Regions from separate parts of the Homo sapiens genome. Here region 2 is linked to region 1. The links are chromatin contacts, found by Hi-C or POLR2A ChIA-PET in ENCODE. All regions are on one chromosome and are shown on one strand. The core of a region is the stretch at or near the end of the contact, and the rest is flanking DNA. Distances in the headings are between cores, read along the strand shown. Region 1 holds the start of CREM (cAMP responsive element modulator). Region 2 has its middle 45 kb from the start of PCAT5.

Region 1 (5,719 bases), core at 1,143-3,642:
TCAATAAAAATTTATTCATATACTGTCACCAAAATATGTACACAAAACATCACCGTAATTACAACTTCGCAATCACCAAAATGATTCCATATCCATCACCAATTCACTGGGAAAGTAAGTGTTATATTCATCTATTTACAGATTCGCCAAAGTTGTGTGAATACTGACAATGCTTTAAGTGTTTACTCATTCAGGATCAAAACCATTTTAATATATTTGTTAAAGCTGTGTTGGGATCAATACATAGTTCTTTAAACATCAGTTTTAATACTTAGCATTTATTGGCCAAAACATATTGTGTGCAATTTGCCTTCCTTTGGGAAAAAAATTACTTTAGATTGAAAGACTTTAAGACTACTATGACTTAGGAAGGGAAAGTTTATCCAAAAAAAGAATCAAGACTAGGAAAAAAAGGCCGGGAGCGGTGGCTCATGCCTGTAATCCCAGCACTTTGGGAGGCCGACGCGGGCGGATCACGAGGTCAGGAGATCGAGACCATCCTGGCTAACACTGTGAAACCCCGTTTCTACTAAAAATACAAAAAATTAGCCAGGCGTGGTGGCGGGCGCCTGTAGTCCCAGCTACTCAGGAGGCTGAGGCAGGAGAATGGCGTGAACCCAGGAGGCGGAGCTTGCAGTGAGCTGAGAGCGGACCACTGCACTCCAGCCTGGGCGACAGAGCGAGACCCCGTCTCAAAAAAAAAAAAAAAAAGACTAGGAAAAAAACGTGGCGCTCAAAGCAAAAAACAAAAAAACAACAAATAAAAAACAGCGTGGTTTATTCATGTAATCTGATGCAATGTTCACAGCGGACCTCTCACTGTTCAATCTAGATCTTTGTTTCAAGGGAAAGGTACACCCTCATCTGCCCGGCAAATTAAGTAGAAAGGAAACTGAGTCACGTACGTAAGCCACAGTGTTAAAGGAGCTCTTTCAATTTCAGTGACACTTTGAGACTGGCCCTGTAAGTCCCAATTTCTTAAAATGTGATTACAAACTCACCGCTGCTTCACTGAGCAGCATGCAGGAAACCCCTAAGTGATTTCAAACTCAGGTATCTGATATACAAATAAAACGCAACAGGATCAAGAAACATGCTGAGGCCAGGCGCGGCGGCTCACGCCTGTAATCCCAGCACTTTGGGAGGCCGAGGTGGGTGGAAGGTCAGGAGTTCGAGACCAGCCTGACCAACATGGTAAAACCCCATCTCTACTAAAAATACAAAAATTAGCAGGCGTGGTGGCGCATGCCTGTAATCCCAGCTACTCGGGAGGCTGAGGCAAGAGAATCGCTTGAACCCAGGAGGCAGAGGCTGCAGTGAGCCGAGATCATGCCCCTGCATTCCAGCCTGGGTAACAGCAAGACTCCGTCTCAAAAAAAAAAAGTATGTTTAATAATGTGTTTATTCCCCAGATTCAACAGGCTCTGGAAACCTTACCAGATGGCCCTAAAAAGGCAAGACTCAGGCAGAAGGGAAAATGCGCCTTCCGAGAGCGGTCGCGGCTCTGCCCTTCCCACTCCGGAGACTGCCCGCGCCCGGGACCGAATGACTCAGCTGCGAGGCCCTCCGGCCCAGGTTTTGGGGGAAAACGGGCTGCGTCCGCTTTCGTCTAAACTGCGCTCGTAAAGTGGGGCAGAGGCGCTGGGGGCACTCAAATCCGAGGTCCTTACTTCTGGATTCCTTTTCCTTTTCCGAGTTAAACCGCTCCCCTGAGCCGCACGGCTCTCTCAGGGAGGATTTTCCAACTCGTCCCAAGTTCGCGAGGAGGCAGGCGGGTCCCGGGGCAGCTGAGCGCACGAAGCGGGCGTGGGGCGGCGAGCCGGCGGCCTCGGGGGCGCCGAGCGAGGGGCCGCGTCAGGTGAACTCGCGGCTGCCCCGCCAGTCCTTGGCCCGGCCCCGGGGTCCCGGCCCGCCGCCCACGGCTCCGCTCGGCCTCTGCTGCTCCACCGCACCCGGCTCCGCTCCGCCTCCTGCCTCCACCTCCACCTCCTGCGCCGCGTCGCCCGCTGCTGGGTCTCGGGGCCGGAGCCGACGCACCACTTACCCGCCGCAAAGGGATTTACGTAGCGGACCTCGTCACTGATTACGGACGCGAGGAGGTGGAGACGGCGAGCCCGACCGCCGCTCAGCAGCGGCGCCGCCGCCCAGCAACCCGGAGCCGGCAGCGGCCCCACGTAGTCCTCACGTCAGCTGTGATGCGGTAGCCGCGGCCTCCCTGCCGACCCCGGACCAAAAGTAGCGCTGCAGCCGACCGAACCGCGTCCTCCCGCCCCGTCCTCCCCTCCCCCACGCCGGGACGGCCTCCCGGGGGAGGCCCCGAGGAAAAAAATCCAGGCTCGAACTCCGCCCCCTGCCGGCCGCCAGCAGGAGTGAAGCGCCACAATCCAACAATGAAATGGAACCGGGGAGGGGCGGCGGGAAGGTGCGGGTCAGGGGGCGGGGCCTAGGGATAGGGAGAAGGAAGGTCAGGGGGCGGGGCCAAGAGGAGGAACTAGCCTGGAGGTGGGGCGGAAGGTAGGGGCGGGGGCAAGGCTGGAAACCGGAAGCTGCCCGTGCCGCGCCGCGCGTGCGCCAGAAATCCAATGACTTGTCAGCCAGAGTAACGGCTGTTGTCAGGTCTTCAGGGTCTCGAGGTCGGTTTCTTCCTAACGCCGCCAACCCCAAGCTAAGGTCCGCGAGCGTCTCACCTCTGTCCAGGCTGGGCTGCAGTGGCGTGGTCTCGGCTCTCTGCAACCTCTATCTCCCCAGGCTCAAGCGATCCTCCGGCCTCAGCCTCCTGAGTAGCTGGGACTGCAGGCGTGCTTCTTCTGACTTCTAAAAGCTATCTACATACCTTGACTAGTGGCCCTTTTCCTCCATATTCACAGCCAGTCACAGCTGGTTGAGTCCTTCTCCAAAAGAAGCTTGAGCTCCTGAGACAATTCACCTGCTTCTTAGGGTCATTTATTGCAGTTTATCCCAGTATTTGACTGGAAATGGTCCGCATGCTGGGCCCGCTGGCTCGGGCCTGTAATCCCAACACTTCGGGAGGCCAAGGTGGGAGGATCGCTTGAGCCCAGGAGACCAGCCTAGGGAACACAGTGAGACTTCATCTCTTTTTTTTTTTTTAGATTAGAAAGGTCGGCCGGGGGCTCACGCCTGTAATCCCAGCATTTTGGGAGGCAGACATGGGCAGATCACCTGAGGTCAGGAGCAGCCTGGCCAACATGGTGAAACCCCATCTCTACTAAAAATACAAAAATTAGCTAGGAGTGGTGGCAGACGCCTGTAGTCCCAGCTAGTTGGGAGGCTGAGGCAGGAGAATCGCTTGAACCTGGGAGGTCAAGGCTGCAGTGAGCTGAGATCGTTCCACTGCACTCCAGTCTGGGTGACAGAGCGAGGCTCCATCTCAAAAATAAAAAAAGTAATGGGATATCAGGAATAAAGAATAGCAGCATGGTTATAGAGTACAGTAGGTCCTCACTTAACGATAGGTTCTTAGAAATCATGGCTTTAAGCCAAACAACTTACAGCAGGTCCACAAAAAAATTTTCATTCAGTGTTGTTTTCATTTCGTTATAATATTGATGATAACAAAAATCGGTTTCATTGTACGTTGTTTCACTGAAAACCAGTTTCTAAGAAGCTATTGACAATGTTAAGTGAGGATTTATTATTTCATATCAGTTACTGTAGTGTCAGAGTGTTTTCATAATTTTCACTGAGCAGGACTTAATCTAAATCCAATCTGAACCTTTGTTCAAATCTAATTTTCGTAGGTCAAAGGGAATGTATCCACAACAATTGTCTCTGTAACAGGAGTTCATATGAATCAAAAAGAATCAAAGGAATGGCAATTTCTTATTTGCAAAGTATTTGCTCTACGGTTTCCTTTCTTGCCAGTATTTTACTCCCATATGTATGTAGTCTTAATTATAAAGTTCAGAAAGCACAAACCATATTTTTTTGTTCATCTGTTTTTTTACAAAGATCAATACTGGAGGTGAGATACACATACTTACAAGCCCATCAGTTCATGGCCTCTGCTATACCCTTGCTGTAAGATGTAATAGACTTAAAAACCATGCAGTTGGATCTGGGTTTAAATGTATGCTTGTTAGCTGTGGGCAAGTGTCATATCCTCTTAGGGGAAGCATAAGGTTTTTAAATGGGAAGAAAAATAGTACCTACCTGTTAGGATTATTGTAGATTTTAAAAAATATCTGCCATAAGATAAATACTTAAAAACCTACTCATGTTTACGTTAGTCCAGTGTCTAGCTTTTGGGGCTCCTCACCTAGGTGATAGTTAATTCTCTGTTGGGGAGGGACAACTAGGTCACCTACTTTTCTGAGAAAATACGGGCTGTCAGTCACACCCTTATATTCCCTCCTCACTTCAAAATATCTTAAACTTTCCCTCCCTTTCTGGGTCGGGAGGAGCACCTCTTTTTCCTCTCCGAATCCAACTGTAAGTTAGATGTCATTTCTTTCCCATATCAGATCTTGCTCAATTACCAAGAGTCATACCTACAGCCTTTTTCGTCCTCTTGGCTCCTTTCCCTACAAATGTGTTAGTATCGTGCCTCTTGAAAACTGTTGGCACTGCTAGCCCTATAAGGAAGGCCACAGAGTTGCCAATTCCGGGTTGCACATTTACATTTCATTTTTTGCCCATTTGCTTACTGTTCCATCCCTTGCCATCCCCTCACCTTCAGATTTCTCAAGAGAAGAAGGCAAGGCAGGGGTTGTATTCACTTCTTCACCACCCATTTGTTTGTTATTTCCTGCCAAATTTTTGCCCTCTTCCGTCTCTTTTTTTTTTAATTTAATTTTTATTTTTATATGTAGACATGGAGTCTCTTGTCCAGGCTAGTCTGGAACTCCTGGGCTTAAGCAATCCTTCCACCTTAGCCTCTGAAAGTGCTGGGATTATAGGCATGAGCCATTGCACTTGTCTGTCGCCTTTCTGATGACTAAATCTGACCACTTTTTCTCATTTTTCATTCTACTTGACCTATTTTCCTCATCAGATACTACCAATGACTACTGCCTTATTTTTTAAATGTATTTACTTAGAGGCAGAGTCTCGCTCTGTCACCCAGGTTAGAGTACAGTGGTGCAATCATAGCTCATTCAGCTTCAAGTACCTAGTCTAAAGCGATCCTCCCACCTCGGCTTCCCAAAGTGTTGGGATTACAGGCATAAGCCTGCCACTTTCTTAACATAGTCTCCCTCCTGAATTTTCATGATACTTGGCTCTCATGGTTTCACTCATCTTTGTCTCCCTAATGTAGACAGTTACTAATTTTCTGTCCTTGGACATCATCTTCTATACTGTCCTCAAACAGTATTTTCTTTAGTTATCTAATCATACCCAATTTTTTTGAAAGATAATTCTAAAATTTATACCCAAAGCTTCCAACTTCATTCATTAGCACCAGGTCACATTTCCAAACACCTGACAGTTCTCACTTACATGGCCCATGAGCATTTCCAACTCATAGGTTCAAAACTACATGTCTTGTCTTCTTCCCCTTTCATACCTGAATCTTGATTTTTTATTGTTGTTTTAGCAATGTTAATGGCACTTTTCAGCTCCTTGTCATCCTGCCTCTACACCTTGAAACGATTTTGGTCATTCTTCTACTCATGTCATTCAGGAGCCACATAGAAAATATTTTGAAGTGCCTGCTATGTTCCAGGCCCTATGCTAAATGCTAAGTCCTGTTGCTTTTGCC
Region 2 (5,719 bases), core at 1,980-4,479, 700 kb before region 1:
CCCACGTGTTGTGGGAGAGGCCTGGTGGGAGATAATTGAATCATGGGGGCCGTTTCCCCCCTACTGTTCTCATGGTAGTGAATAAGTCTCACGAGAGCTGATGGTTTTATAAGAGGAAATCACTTTTGATTGACTCTCATTCTCTTCTCTTTTGTGCCACCATGTGAGATGTGCTTTTCACCTTCCACCATGATTTTGAGACCTCTTCAGCCACATGGAACTGTGAGTTCATTAAATCTCTTTCTTTTGTAAATTGCCCCATCTCAGGTATGTCTTTATCAGCAGCATGAAAATGACTAATGCAGAATCATTCATTAATTCACATGTTATTATAATGATATATAATAATTAATCATTAATAACTTCTTAATTGTTTTAACTTTTGAATATATAAGAATTATTAGGAAGTGAGCAGAAATGCTAACATAATCATTTTTCAGCAAAATTTTAAGTGGAAACTCACAAAAATAAGTTGGCCTTTTAATTACGATTGCTGCCAGGCAAGCAGGAATTGCACTTCAGAGGAGAGCAATGGAAAACAAAAACTGAATCTTTGGACATGGGCTAAAAACAAGCTTGATAATTGCATCCTTGGTACCCATGGACATTTGCCCGTAGCCCCTAAACCATTCCATAATTTGAAAATGTTCGGTTTGTTTGCCATTTCTCAGTTTGCTGAGTTTGGTTTTGTCTCCACATCCAAACGTTCAGAATCTTATTCAACCTGATCCAAACCACTCTGGTCTAGAAATAGGTCTTGATATCCAGCCAGCCTGGGTTTTTATGCAATATTTCCAGTACTTCTGCTTTCAAAACAAGGTGGTGGAAAGAAAACACCAGACAAGCCCTACTGTTGTATTCCAGAACTTTCCCAGTTCCTTCTGGAAACTTTGGGCCTTCTTCAGAGAATTGTTGTGAGATACAACCAAGAAAAATAAAAATAATATGACCTTACCCTTGTATAACACCCAATGGTTTATGTGTCGCTGATATTTACTCAGCTCATTGTTTTCACATGTACTGTCCTTTGACGCCTCCAAAGAGGGAACTTATAGTAAGCTCCAAGCCAAGGGTCTTGGTTTTCTTGGGACTTCCACATTGCTGTCTTACTCATCTAGGGCCTGGGAACAACAGGTAAGGGGAGCTTTGCCATGCAGAAGCTGGGGCAAGGACGGCAGCACTCCTAGGCTCGCACAGTCAACGAGTGACAGAGCTGGGACTAGAACCCATCAGGTCTGGGCTCCTTCCACTGCACCGTGTGAATTCTATACCTGCTGTGAACGTTATCATGCAATAAATAACATCACAATACTCAGTGTTTGTTAACATTAATTATGGAAGTATAGGTGTACCATATGTCACTAAAATAGGTAGCCTGCTTAAGTCAATTTCTAGTGTATTTCAAAACCATTACAGTAGCATTTTCTTTCTTTTTTTTTTTTTGAGGCAGGGTCTCTGTTACCCAAGCTGGAGTGCAGTGGCAGAACCATAGCTCATTGCAGCCTTGACCTCCAGGGCTCAGGCAATCCTCTCACATCAGCTTCCTGAGTACCTGGGACTGTAGACATGCACCACCACACCTGGCTAATTTTTTAATTTTTTGTAGAGACAGGGTCTCACTGTGTTGCCCAGGCTGGTCTAAAACTCCTGAGCTCAAGGAATCCTCCTGCCTAAGCCTCCCAAAGTGCTGGGATTACAGGCATGAACCACCATGCCCGGCCTACAGTAGCATTTTATCAGCACCAGGCAGTGAAACCAAAGTTCAGCAATGTTGACGCTATGTCTGCATCCTTACGCTAGATCATAACTAACAATTAATAATATATTGAGTACAAATTAAGCAAGTGAATGAGGATGAAAAGAGTTGATTTATTCAAGGCCTTGGGAAGTCTAAACGATTATCTGAGAAGCAGCATAACATGGTGGATCACCATAGCCTCCAGAGCCAGACTGTGTGGGTTTACACCTTTCATTTACTGACTGGTTGTTGCAGTTACTTAAACTCTCTGTGTCCCTGTTTCCTCATCTGTAAGATAGAGATACTAACCTACTCATCTCTAGTCGCAGAGATAGCCTACTTCATGTAGGTGCTGTATTAATTGAATTAACATATGTAAAGACTTGGAATAGTCCTTGGTACCCAGCAAGCACAATATAAGCCTTTGCTATTATTATCGACTACATTGATCATCTAAATGACTAACTGCTGCCTTCTTATTTTATGATATAATGCTCTCTGTTGTTCGTTTGTGTATGTTTTTTGTCCCTAGTGTGACTATACATTCCCTGAGGGCAGGGGAAGCTTGTTATTAACTTGGTCACCCCTCAATACCTCATAGAGTGGTAGACTCGTTAGTAGGTGGTCAATAAACACTAATGGAAATCATAAACCCATTTTAAATTCTTATTTAAAATGCCACAAATCAACTCAAAAATCTCTGATGATTTCTGTTGCCTAGGGATCAAGTCTGACCTCAGGCAGGCAGCCAACTCTGTCTTCAAGTTCATGACCTGATGCTTTTTCACGCCCCACTGTCATTGTGTCCCAACAGATTCTCTTGCCACACCCCAAGCAGGGGTGGCAATGCCCACCTTGATGCCTTTGATTGTTTTTCTTCCTTTTCGGGAACACCCTTCCTTTTGTGTTTCGCCCATCCACATCATATACCCCCTTCAAAGCCCACTTGACCTCTCTCCTCCCAGAGGATGCTTCCCAACTCCCCAAGTCAAGTGGTCATCTTCATCATCTCCCGACTCCTGTAGATTATAACTGCAGCTCATTGGAAATGTCTCATATCCAGGCTTAACTATTGGTCAAAATCTTATGTACGGCCTCATTGTATTTATTCATAGCTGATTACCTCCTTGATCAGTTATAAGTTCTGGGAGGTCACAGATGTTGCCGATCTGCCTCATCCTCTTGAATCCCCAGCACAGCATCTGACACATGCTGGGTTGTCAGTGTATTCCTTATCTATTGTGTAACAAATCGCCCCCAAACTGGGCTGCTGAGAACAAACATAATCACTCATGACCTCTCCCAGCGTCTGTGTGTCGGGAGCTCAGGAGCTGCTTGTCTGGTGGTGGTTCTGGCCCAGTGACTCTTGAGGTTGCAACAGATGTCAGCCAGGGCCGCAGGGACCTGGAGACGCCACTAGGGCTGGAGGAGCCGCTTCCGAGGTAGCTCACACACCCCGCTGGCTGGCAAGTCAGTGCTGGCTGTTGGCAGGAGCCTCTGTGCTTCCCACGTGGGCCTCCCCAGAGGGCTGCTGGAGAGTTCTCTGAGCAGAAGGCTGGCTGGCTACCTCCTTTCCCCTCCCACTCCAGAGTGAGGAATCCAAAAAAACACCAAGGCCAAAGCTGAGATGCCTTTTATGACCTGGCTTTGGAAGTCACACCGTGTCTAGGTGTCTGGCTTTTAGAGTCAAGAGATAATTGCTTTTTGTTAAGTGTCATCTTCATGAGTTCATATGCTCTTTGAAAGAAAAAAACGACATCCCCTCCTTCCAGTATCTAGCACAGTGCTTTGCATCCAATAAGCACTCAGATCTTGAATATATTTGCAATTAATGAAAGGATATTTGCTGGTAAATGCCATCAATATCTTCATAATCAATCAAATCATGACTTAATTTTTAGGTTTTCATCAGACAATTATTGTAGTCAGATGAATAATGTTTAAGGAAACAGAATTCCCATCTTCAAAATTCTTTAAACAAGCTGAGAAATGTGACAGACACCACCAGGAACAATTCAAAGATAATCTCCTGTAGCTACTGAGCATAATGCTTTGTGATTTTATGATTTAAGTGTTATGTCTACATGTTTGAGGTTTTCATTTGCTTTTCTTGGCATAGACTCACTGTTTCTAGACCACCAGTACTCCTAAAGACCAAAATTAATTGCTAGTTTTATAGTTTTATATGTCTAAATGATAGGGATGCCAGATTGTGTCAAAATGAAAGCACATCCAAATTTAATGAAGTTCAAAGGAAGAAATGTTTATTTATGGATTAAAGTCTAAAACGATCTGTTGCTTGTAGTTACTGAAATAGTGACAGCTCTTCTCAGCAGGGGGAGGGAGGGTGAGAAGAGAAGAGCCAGGGAGAAAGCTCTTCTGTGAGCCTGAGAGTGGAATCAACAACAACCCAAGTTCCTGGGTCTTTTCACACCAGTTGAGATCACAGATGATATACAAATGAAGTCATGAAGAAAAGGGGAACCTCTGGTAAGGGGGCAGAGGTTTTATTCTCTCAGCTCGTCACACATCTGCACAGGCGTGTCTCGACATGTCTTCAGGAGCAGAGCATACTTAATCTCTTTGGGGCACAGTTTTGCTGGTTGTTGAACTTCAGTGATATCATTAGACATCCCTTGGAATAAAGGGCACAAAGAATCTAACCTACTAGGTCACCAGAAACTTATTTCCACATCGTTTATGACCACCAAGTCCCTGTGCACATGTTGCCTGAGATCAAATCACTGGGTACCATGTTTGCTGGGGCAGAAAGAACTGACCAGCTTTTGTATTTGAGCAGAAGTTTTAGAACTCATCTCTACAGCTCTTCATTGTTTCCAAGGACTTAAGTGCATCTTAACAAATATTTCTTCCATCACAAGATAGATCAACATCTAATTACAGTGATTTTATTCAGTAAGATACTTTAATTACATTCATCATTTTTGTTCAATCTGAACAAATTCTAGAATTTGAATATGGCATAATGATTTGTCATTTAATATTTAGGTGGATATTTTTTAACAGAAAATATCTGTTACTTTTCAATTCATCCAAACTCTACATCAGCTTTCTTTGAAATGAACTGCAGTTTGGATACCATAAAAAGAACATTAGATTTGGAGTCAGAAAATCCAAGTCTAAACCCCAAGTTTCCTACTTATTTTCTGTGTGATCATGATTTATTCATTAACTTCTCAGAGTTTCATCTCAGTTTCATAATATGTAAAGCAAAGATAATCTCACTGCCCTCTGTACTTCACAAGGTTGCTGTGAAAATCAAAATCTTTGCTGTATGTATGTGAAAGCCCCTAGTGAACAGAAGAGTTTTACAAGAAGGAGGTATGTTAATGTTTTTATCTTGCACATAAAATACTAAAGCATAGTACTTCCACTCACAGCCAGCATGTCCTCTGTTTCACCTTCTACCACCACCACCAGCAGCAATGCCAAAAAACTAAGTCTTCTTGTTAACTATCTATTATAAGCATCTGATTTCATGGACAGAAATTGTCTATGGGTCAAATCGTGTGTCCTGGTATGGACTGTCAGCTACTGATGGCCTTCAAAACCTGCCCATAACACCACTAACCATCTGAAAAGGCAGGAATGCTTTGTCTCACAGTTCCAATTATAACCCCCAGTGGTGTGAGATGAGGCTTCTTCTAGCCGCCTTTTTCCTCCATATCTCAATAATTTCATGCAGCTTTTAGATGGATTAGAAACATAATTTTACTATGGTAAACACAAAATGGTTTTAAGAGAAAAATGGACCTGATGTCTACCATCAAAAAGGACAGCTTAACCAAAAACAATACTAGGATCAAAAGTCTGGTTTTAGGTTGTACCATCTTCATTGTCTGAATTCAAGAAATTCAATAACTCCACCCCAGTGGCTAGTTGGGTTACTTGATGGCACATTGTGTAGCTAATTCCCAGCACAGGAAGGCAGCAGTGCTCAGGATCAAACGTTCCGCAGGA

Evidence for each region. Hi-C counts contacts between places; a loop is a spot of excess contacts on that map. ChIA-PET counts read pairs that join two places held with the same protein, here RNA polymerase II (POLR2A). Pooled maps may share reads with other maps.
Region 2: a map of tibial artery shows a loop between it and region 1 (6-fold over the local background). The contact joins the enhancer-like site here to the promoter of CREM in region 1. A Hi-C loop is called at or near these places in 1 of 168 maps with a recorded cell type or tissue (tibial artery) and 3 of 50 pooled maps. POLR2A ChIA-PET finds 5 or more read pairs at or near these places in 2 of 52 experiments (HEK293T and Panc1).

The regions. Positions count from the first base shown.
Region 1 is chr10:35,123,519-35,129,237 of GRCh38, reverse strand. CREM (cAMP responsive element modulator) reads right to left here and starts at 2,392. Exons shown (of 8, transcript NM_183011.2): 1 at 2,045-2,392. It also overlaps a transcript of CUL2 not described here. RefSeq lists an enhancer at 1,355-1,424 and silencers at 1,785-1,924, 1,985-2,504.
Region 2 is chr10:35,819,966-35,825,684 of GRCh38, reverse strand. No RefSeq gene overlaps it. Among named protein-coding and RNA genes, the nearest start is that of PCAT5, 45 kb to the right of the region's middle. Within about 2 kb of position 3,229, at least 6 of the 41 ENCODE cell types and tissues checked have a DNase peak (open chromatin) inside an H3K27ac peak, as active enhancers do; they include tibial artery, where a contact is called at or near this core.